Linked DNA regions of Homo sapiens: regions 2, 3 and 4 are each linked to region 1. A link is a loop called in an ENCODE intact Hi-C map of the cell type or tissue named here. Cell type or tissue: GM12878. All regions are shown on one strand.

Region 1 (2,500 bases):
ATGGCCCTGGCAGCACAGGAAAGTCTGCTCAGCAGTGGCTACGCACAGGTCTGTTTCACTGAGGAAGGACAGAGGGCCGGCAGCCTCCATGATTGACATCTCTAATGTAATGCCTTAGTTCTTTTGTCCTCAGGTATAAAGCAATGAGACAAAATGTTCATTTTGGCTGTGATAAAATCACAAGATTACTTTCCTAGAGTGTGAGGTTATAAAAGATTATAAACTATACGCAGGTCAGCAATTTCAGCCACAGTTAGAGCCCGGCTTTGAACTGCCTGGGCTTATTTAGAGCTCTTGAGCTCAAGATATCAATGTTCAGTCACTTCTGCTGCCTCTTGTGCCTCCTGGAACCCAATGCTCCGTTTCTGGTTCCTTTGTTTATCTCTGCCCTCTCTACTTCCTAAACGCAAAAAGTCCTTCTTAAACTTCCCAAGCTATTGGCGATTGTTAGTCATGATCCACAAAGCTCAGTTAAGGATAAACACTAAATTCAAGTTTTCCTGGTTGTCTAAAGAATGCTCTTCCCGTGGTGGCTCATACCTGTAATCCTAGCTCTTTGCGAGGCCGAGGCGGGAGGATCCCTTAAGGTCAGGAGTTCTAAACCAGCCCGGCCAACATGAAGGAACCCTGCCTCTAGTAAAACTACAAAAAAAATTAGCCAGGCGTAGTGGCAGGCACCTGTAATCCCAGCTACTTGGGAGGCTGAGACAGGAGAATTGCTTGAACCCGGGAGGCAGAAGTTGCAGTGGGCCGAGATCACGCCACTGCACTCCAGCCTGTGGGACAGAATGAGACTCAGTCTTAAAAAAAAAAAAAAAAAAAAAAAAAAAAAGAATGTGCTTCTACAATCTCCAGTTTCTGCAAGTAACCTTCCCTTTCCCAGGCTTGGAAATAACTAAAGGCTCGGGTAACTATCCCAATATAATGCTATTTTCCCAGGCCACAGTGACCCTTCATTAGTATTGTACTGAAAAAAAAAAAAAGGCTTTATCCATCATGCTTTCACCTCCAGCTTGCCTCCTGTCCCCAAAACCCCAGTCTCCTGCAAGCTACTGCAGACTCCTATTGGCTGGTCTATTGTCCCAACTATTGCTATTCTTTACTCTGCCACATGGTGGCACTGTTCTCTGACAGCTTCTCCCCTACTCCTGGTTTAAAAGATGATGATATCAGATTTGTGAGAGTTTCTCCCTCAGTCTAGTGTGGGAATGAATATTGCTCTGTATCAGACTTCCAAATGCAGGCTTTTCTCTCTCTGTTTTTATGCCCCCCTCTTTTAAGGATCTGCATAAAGGAATGTTTGAGCCTCATCTGCCTTCATTGAACTTAAAAGAGACTCCTCTCCTACTGAATGTGAACCAGGACCTAAAGACAGGATCCAGGCTCCTTGACTCTCCTAACTTAAATTCAGTTCCCTGACTCCTGCTGGAAGATGTACATTCTGACATCCTCAGGTGCATCCTTTAGTCACAAGTCAAACTAAAACTACATCCAACTAAAAGGCTTCTGCACAGCAAAGAAACAACAGTGTGAAGATACAATCTACTGGTTGGGGGGAAATATTTGCAAGCCATACATCTGATAAGGGGTTAGTATTCAAAATATATCGGAAACTCGAACAGCTCAATAGCAAAAAAAAAAAAAAAATTAAAAAATAGGCAAGGGACTGCAATAGACATTTCTCAAAAGAAGACATACAAATGGCCAAAAGATATATTTAAAAATGCTCAACATCACTAATCATTAGGAAAGTGCAAACTAAAACCACAATGAGAAATCACCTCATACCTGTCAGAATTGCTATTATCAAAACAGGCAAAAGATAACAAGTGCTGCTGAGAATGTGGAAAAAAGGGAACCATTGTATACTGTTAGTGGGAATGTAAACAGCCCTTATGGAAAAACGTATGGAGGTTCCTCAAAAAACTAAAATTAGAATTACCAGGTGATCCAACAATCCCACTTCCGAGTATTTACCCAAAATTGAAGTCGGTTTTTTGAAGAGGTCTCTGCACACTCATGTTCATTGCAACACTATTCACAATAGCCAAGTTATAGAATTAACCTAGGTGTCCAAAAACAGATGAATAGATAAAGCAGATGTGGTAAATACACAATGAAATACTATTTAGCCTTGTAAAATAAGGAAATTCTGTCATTTTCAAAAATATGGATGTAATTAGAGAGTGAAATAAGTCAGGCAGAGAAAAACAACACAAATATTTCATGTTCTCATTCATATGGGGAATCTAAAACAATGAAACTCAAAGAAGCAGAGAGTAGAATGGTGATTACAAAGGCGCGGAGTGTGGCGGCTGAAGAGGGTGTGGGAATGGGGAGATTATAGCCAAAGGGTGCAAAATCTCAGACAGGAGTAATAAGTTTGTTTTTTTTTTTTTAATCTAATGCATAGTGTGGTGAATATAGTTAATAAGAGTGTATTATACATTTCAAAATTGCTGACAGAGTAAATTTCAAAGGCTTTTACTGCACACACACA
Region 2 (2,500 bases), 49 kb before region 1:
AGTTCTGCAGCGTGGGTAAGAAAAAGGGTGAGATGTGCAAAGGGGAAGCTCTCTGAAAGCAGAGAATATAATTAAGTCAACTTTCAAATTCAAATGTACTTCTTCCTTTCCCACATGTTCTAAATCAGACCTCTTTCCCATAGGGCTGCAGATGGTGCCTCTAGGGCTGGCTGTCACTGATCTCTGAAGGGTAAAACTGAACTGAAACCTACAAGCTTCACACCTGTGGGGTCAGCTTCATTAACAACTTTGACCTTTGCTCGTTTTTAAGAGCTGCCCCAACAAATATCACTGCAAACAAGGTGCACCCTGACTCTTTGGTGATATATCACCTTCTCTTTTCACCTTGACCCTTTGGTCATATATCACCTGACCCTTTGGTGATACATTACCTTCTTGGCAATCTAATTTTAAGTCTCACTTCATGTTAATCCAGGACAGGGATCTTAAGTCAGTCTTGAACTCTCTTTGTAAAACCTAAGGGAGGTTTAACTACTAATTTACTGCTTGGACCTCAATTAACATCTGTTTTTAAAAATCACTTAACATTGCCACAAAATAATAGTTCTATGCTTCTCTGACAGATTTCATCACCTCAGTTTTCCAACTTTTGACCCAACTACAGTTAAAGCATGAAAAAGACACATTGGTAAGGCCAGCTAGTGGTCACGTCACACATAAATTACCACTTTCTACTGTAGGAACTGTCTCCATCTGTAGGAAAAACCTGGAGAATCCTGTAAATAGCAGAAATATTATAACAAATCTTTGGTGAATGGAGGAAAGTGGTGGAATTAAAGGTAGAACTATCAGAAATTACTTAAAAAAAAAAAAGGACTTGTGAGGCTTGTCCACAATACTTATCCCCATTTTACACAATAAAAAACCTAGACACAAAGAGGTTAACTTGCCCAACTTATACAACTAAATTATAAAGATTCCTATAAATATATTCTCAATATGTGAAGCACATTATACACTTTATTGAAGCATTTAGTATTTAGTGATTATCATTCTAACAATGTAGGAGAATATACTTTAAGAAATACGGAGCAAAATCATTCATTTTGAGCAAGGCCTTGGGTTGGCAGTGAATCAAGATGACAGCTTTACTATTTAAGAACAGCTCTTTGAATTGTAGAAATAGTCCTTAATCACAGGACAAACTTGGCTCCATGGTGGAAAAGATTGTTTTGTTTTAATTCCAAATATCTATTAAGTACCTACTGCTAGTCCCCAGTACTGTGCTGATATGCCACAGATGTGCCCATCCCTTCTTTTTGCAAAATTTTGAAAATCTAATAAGGGTAGAGAAATAACCAACTTTTATGTTTTATTCTGCATTACAATTCAATGCAGAATCAAAAGATTTCCAAATAGAGCTACAAGCGAGCAGCATTTGGAACCCCAAGGAAGGAGCATGATGACCCAGGAAAATGTCAAGAATTGGATGTTGAACATTAGCCTTTCAGCCACAATCACAGACAGGAGCACTGTCTTCCAAAATAAAGAATAAGGTATGATTACAGGACTAAGCTGAACATAAAATTGGCCTCTAGATGGTCCTGGTGAGGTGAAAATGGCTAAAGGAACTTCATCAAGATTACCTGGAGAAAGTGGCCAGAGATACATTAAGGAGCAATACGGTTTGGTGCCCAATAGTAAAGAAGAGCATGCATATCGGACAGCCAACGGGAAAGAAAAAAGGAGGGAAGACAAACAAAAAACAACATGGCCAAAGCTTTGTTTAAATAATTTAATCAGCAGCTTCAATTTGATCCAGAGATAAAGGGGGATGAAATGAAACAATGAGAAGGACCAGAATAGAAAACTTGAGTAACGTGATGATATCATCAGCATCAGTTTTCTAAGTGTTTACTATGCATAGGATGTTATGATTAGTGTGAAGTAAGGCAGCCTTTGCCTTCAAAGAACATTTAGGTTAGTTAGGGAGGCAGAAAAAATGTCAGAAGATGTCCATACAGATGCTAAATGGGAGTTATATCAAAATAAGTGCTTTGGGGCCAAGAGGCAAGGAAGACAGGAGTTAAGGTAAACAGAGGATGCCATAACTGAGGCTCAAGAGAGAGAGGCAGGGATATGGAACACTCTGTAGTGCAAGTAAAGAAGGAGTAACTTGAGATTATGTTAAAGTACTATAAGCAAACCCAAACAAAGCATAACATTCTGTGAGGCATAACATATTCACCCACAAACACTAAAACCATTTGGGCCCCAGAGGCTTTTCCAGGATGTGAAGTTGCCACCAGATTTTCAACAAGCAAACGACAATTTGTTGAAGGTATGTTGTACACGCTAAGACAACATTTTTGTCACTTATACTCACCAAACTTATACTATTCTGGCCAAAAATCAGGTTCCATTTTAGAAACTGGAGAACGATGCATCTGGTATGAGTGATACGATTAATTAGAAACATCTCCTATGACAAAATGATTATCTATAAAACCGTGCATTTCATGTTGAATGAATCAGATTG
Region 3 (2,500 bases), 81 kb before region 1:
GGGAAAAAAAAAGAAAGCTTTTGCTCGTTGATCTATGCTTTTTCCATCTTAAAATTCCTTATGTTAGTATTTCAAGTCAATTTTTGTTTCCCTGCATAATCCAAGCAATTGCCACAATTTTCCATTTTACTTTGCAAATATTCATACATCAGGCATAACATTTTGCAATGATCTATCACAACCAGTTAAGTCTGTCTCTATAAACAGTAACTTTATTTTCTGAACCAAAAACAGGCCACCTGGGCTGCTGGGAGGGCAGAGTGCTTTACACCCAGCCTGTATCCCTGATTCACTCCCTTCTCCATCAAATAAGTATTCAAAACTGCCACTAGTGTTATCTTTCTAAACTGGAAATCAAATCAAGTCACTCCCATGCTTCAAACCTCTTGATGTCTTCTCTTTTTCTGTAAGATAAAATCTAAACTTCTTGGTTGAACAAGCAAACCCCCAAATAGCCAGGCTCAAGCCATCTCTTTCTGAAAAGAGAATCCACTTCATAAGCCCTTCCATCCAGCCATTCTCAACTTCTTGCCCTGGCTTAACGCAGCCTTTTCCAGATTTCATATCTTTGTACCGGCTATTCTTTCTGTGGAAATATTCTTACTCACTCCCAGTCCCCCTCACCCCCACCCATACACACACTCACTTCTACTTATTCTTCAAGACAGATTCCAATGTCTCCTCAGGGTATCTTTCCAAGACTTTCCCAGGCAGTTAGTTGTTTCTTAACAAGTTATTTGTGCCTATATCAAAGCACTCACAACATTTTATATCAATTTATCTATTTATACATTTATGTCTCCTTCTAAGCTATAGCTCTCTACAGTTTTAAGTAGACTATTTTGATGGATAACTCCAAATTGTAACTGTCTGCTGGAAGCTGGAGACTATTTTTGCCTCAGGCTCATGAGGTGAGTTCTATCAGGATCAAGGCTACCACGTGGGGGAGATGTTGTAAAGAGAGTACCAGCACTGGGGCAGGGAAGGGACGAAACAGTGATCTTTAATAATTCTTTGATAACTTTAATTTTTTAATGACTCTTCCACACCTAAGATGATGAGCGTAGGACAATAGAAATAGCCTCACAACAATCTTTTTGGTTCATCAGTAACCAGCAGCCATAAGCCAGGGCTGCCATAAGGCTTCACTACAGAGAAAGGCAGCATACTTCTAGCTAATTTATTAAGTTGAGACTCCACATTAGACACAGTCTGGGGTTAATAGCTGTGATTTTTCTATCTCTAAAAAGCTAATTACAAAGACCTATCATTCCCATTTTTGTTGGTAACTAAAGCAGTTCAAGAGGTATGCCTATTGGGGAAGTAGGAGAAGTTAGAGAGGCTTAATTGGGATAGTTGCTAATTCCAAAGAAGAGGAAACATAATAACAAAAATGCTTTTTTTTTCATTACAAAGAAGTTCTCTTTGAACTACAAATATAAGCTCTAGACAAAATGCATTGGCCCAAATATTTAGATTCCTGCTGACAGTCAGAGTCAGTGGTGGACTGATGTCATGCCAACGGACATGCAGTGTGAGCCTTTAACTTAAGAGTGCTAGGGCTAATTAGACAGGAAAATTACACCATGCCACATCCAGTTCTGGAATGTGTATTTCCACTACAGAATAGATAACAACAATGTGTAGCAGTACATCTCACATCTTCAGACTTGATCTAAGACAAAGAACAAAATACTTCAGGAATAATTCCTGAAGAACAGAATGGGATTCAGCCTTTTTTGCCTCTTCACAAACCCTTAAAAACAAAAAAGGCAAGCAAATCTTTTTTATATCTTAATTTTCTTCCACTTTATTCACAAGTTATTTTTTCCCCTTCCTCCTATGGGGTGGGGGATGGTTAGTAAAACAATATGAATAAAAGTAAGCCTCCTCTGTTGAGTTTCTGGTATAGGTGCAGAACAGTGCCAGCCTCTGTTCCTGGTAGCTAGACACTGTGCCTAGTGTGGAAACTCCACACATGCACTCTCCAGTGTCTGGGAAAGATGCCTCCAGCTGACATAGACCAGTCCCTGCCTTGCCCAGAGTCTGAAGCCAGTTTTATCCTGAGTACCTCTCCTCACACCGTGGGAATTCTGATTTTATTTGGTTCTAAACCCCAGTTCGCTGCTAGCTGGAAAGACAAGAACTAGAATCCTGTGCCTCCTCTCCATCTTTAGGAACCTCTACACACTGCAGAGTTGCTAACACAGTTTTCCTAGAAGCAATCATCTAAACCAAACCTATGTCACCAAAAAAGCAGAGCAAAGGCTGGGTGCAGTGGCTCTCACCTGTAATCCCAGCAGTTTGGAAGCCAAAGGTGGGAGGATTTCTTGAGCCCAGGAGTTCAACACCAACCTGGACAACATAGCAAGACCCTGTCTCTAGAAAAAAATACAAAAATTAGCCAGGTGTGGTGGTGCATGCTTGGGCACCAGCTTCTTGGTGAGGCTGAGGTGGGAGGATTGCTTGAACCCAGGAGTTCGAGGCTGCAGTGAGCTAT
Region 4 (2,500 bases), 440 kb after region 1:
ATATTTCCATTATTTTACTCTATAGATGTAATGTTGCATTCAAGAAAATTACTATTGATTTGAATTATGACCAAAAATTTAACTGCCAAATATCAAAAAGAAACATCAAACTCTAGGTAACAAATACATGGCAAACACAGAAAACATATAAAAATGAAAAGGGTATCTGGCCGGGTGCGGTGGCTCATGCCTGTAATCCCAGCGCTTTCAGAGGCTGAGGCAGGTGGATCACCTGAGGTCAAGAGTTTGAGACCAGCCTGGCCAACATGGTAAAACCCCATCTCTATTAAAAATACAAAAATTAGCTGGGCACTAACGTACAGCTGGTTGCAGTTGTCTGTAATCCCAGCTACTTGAGAGGCTGACGCAGGAGAATTGCTTCAACCCAGGAGGCAGAGATGGCTATGAGCCGAGACAGTGCCACAGCACTCCAGCCTGGGTGACAGAGCGAGACTCTGTCTCAAAAAAAAAAAAAAAAAAAAAGCAAGCAAAGGAAAACCAACATAATTATTTGTATTTTAGACCTATAATTTAAGTAACATATTTCTCTCTCAGTCTCACTTTAATACTTGAAAGTAACAATAACACTTACCTTACAACTATAAGAATGGCTATAAGAATTGAACAGATAGGATCTGCTATCATCAGACCAAAATTTTGCATCATGATGGCAGAAGCAATTACACCAATACTTCCAAGTGTATCTGCTAGGATATGTAAAAATACACCTAGAAATAAACCATAATAAAAATCAAAACAGTCTTTTGGTTAATTTAAAATACGAATATATCCTAGAGCTATACTCTTAATTTTATATATAAAAAACTAGATATCAACTTCAAAAATAAGTAAGCATGTATATTCACCATTTAGTAACCATGTAATAGTACATTTATGAATTAAAATCACTTTTTCTGTTTCAAATCAACAGGGGTTGAAATATCTGACTGGTAATTTATACCTTTTCTTAATGATATAAATGAAGTAGAGAAGCAAGTTGATTTTAAAAATTGTTTGTGAACATTCACCTCTGGCTAACAGGAGTCCAAAAGTCAGTAATTTGTTATGGGATGGAAATTGCATTAGGCTAAAAGAACTGGTCAAGAAAACATTTTTAACTATAGATATACGTACATACAGAGCCCTCTGCTGGTGATTACAATTATTACCATTTGGGACTACAATTTCCCATAAACCATAATTTCACTTATCCTGTTACACTTATTAATTATCCTAAAAGCTCTATCTAAACTGGTTACATACTACACTCAGAGGTGACGTGAAAGCAGGCACTGATTTGAATATTTTTAAATAAATATAAAATACATGTTGAACTTTTAATAATTAAATATTAAATTGGTAGGATACTGATGTTATACTGATATTCTAAAAACTTAGACATAATAACATTTAGTAAGTCAAAGTTGCCCAGAAAACCATTTAAAATGTCAAGAAGTAAGATTTATGTACAATACTTTCTGAAAAAACTCAACTGAGACAAATTATTCAACGTTTAGATCTTTAATACAAAATTTCTATACCACAAACATTCTTTTAAACTTCAATCATGTCTTGCTAAAAATAGAACATTATTCAATACCATCATCTGCCCTATCTGAAAAGAAATAGTTAATGCATAAAAAGCATGTATGTAGTTGAGAAATACTTGATTTTTCTTTTTTAGTATTCACTGCACAATAAAGGGTGAACTGTAATTATTTTTAGGTATATAAATACAAACAAACTCAAGAAATGTTCTAATAACTTAAAAATTGACTGCTAATGAGTCAAATCAAATCTTGTGTTCTGGAAAATTATACTTCATTTTATCTGCCACTGATGGAAATTTATATCAAATATTATATTAAATATAAATCATCCCTCACTACCTACATATAACTTTTCGTTTATATACAGTTTAACTCTATTATTATAACTGTTCTTCAAAAAGAACAGTCCTTTAAGAACAACTTTCTTAAAAATATTTCCAAAAGAAATAAATTTTGTCAGACATACTTATAGAATAAATATTCGGTTCCTATCACGTATTTCAAATAGCAGTGAATTAAATAGGTTAATAATGTTGGGGCCACTTTAACTTTTAAAACTACAACTGGAAAAAAAATACACATCAAAGCAGATTGAAGGTCCCTAACTACAAACTCTTATATATGATACATGCTTTTAAGCCTTTATATTCTTTAATCAGTGTTTTGGTAGAATAAAAAATGAAAATAACTCTAAACATGAAAAGAAAAAGAAAATAATGATTTGTAAGAAAATAATGATTTGTTCTTGATTTTCCTTAGACTGGAAAGTCCCTGGCTACCATTTATTTGCTAACCTGAAAACTGGTTTTATTAGTAAGTGTCATTAAAACTACCTAAAGCCTTCTTACTACATAAACTGTTTAAGAAAAAAATCACTAAGAAAGAAACATAAACTAGGATGTTTAACTTATACAAAGTTAAAAGCCTTAGAAGATGTGGTAGGATACTGA

Evidence for each region. Hi-C counts contacts between places; a loop is a spot of excess contacts. Peaks named below come from ENCODE experiments on the same cell type or tissue, not always from the same donor. Only the 100,000 strongest peaks of a DNase experiment are listed, where the experiment ranks them.
Region 2: it touches region 1 in a loop (5-fold over the local background); 4 of 110 quality-filtered maps call a loop at or near these places.
Region 3: it touches region 1 in a loop (5-fold over the local background); 4 of 110 quality-filtered maps call a loop at or near these places.
Region 4: a loop joins it to region 1, with 9 times the contacts of the local background. A loop is called at or near these places in 54 of 110 quality-filtered maps.

The regions. Positions count from the first base shown.
Region 1 is chr1:101,356,181-101,358,680 of GRCh38, reverse strand. The region is part of intron 4 of LINC01307 (long intergenic non-protein coding RNA 1307); the gene reads right to left. Among named protein-coding and RNA genes, the nearest start is that of LINC01307, 34 kb to the right of the region's middle. In GM12878, a CTCF peak has its summit at 1,111 (motif pointing right); a DNase peak (open chromatin) is centred at 1,110; H3K27ac peaks cover 431 bases.
Region 2 is chr1:101,405,511-101,408,010 of GRCh38, reverse strand. No RefSeq gene overlaps it. Among named protein-coding and RNA genes, the nearest start is that of LINC01307, 83 kb to the right of the region's middle. In GM12878, a CTCF peak has its summit at 1,559 (motif pointing right); a DNase peak (open chromatin) is centred at 110; H3K27ac peaks cover 2,392 bases.
Region 3 is chr1:101,437,028-101,439,527 of GRCh38, reverse strand. No RefSeq gene overlaps it. Among named protein-coding and RNA genes, the nearest start is that of LINC01307, 110 kb to the right of the region's middle. In GM12878, a CTCF peak has its summit at 944; a DNase peak (open chromatin) is centred at 997; H3K27ac peaks cover 1,849 bases.
Region 4 is chr1:100,919,934-100,922,433 of GRCh38, reverse strand. SLC30A7 (solute carrier family 30 member 7) reads right to left here. Exons shown (of 11, transcript NM_133496.5): 8 at 593-728. Among named protein-coding and RNA genes, the nearest start is that of SLC30A7, 25 kb to the right of the region's middle. In GM12878, a CTCF peak has its summit at 1,153 (motif pointing left); no DNase peak of the experiment used is centred here.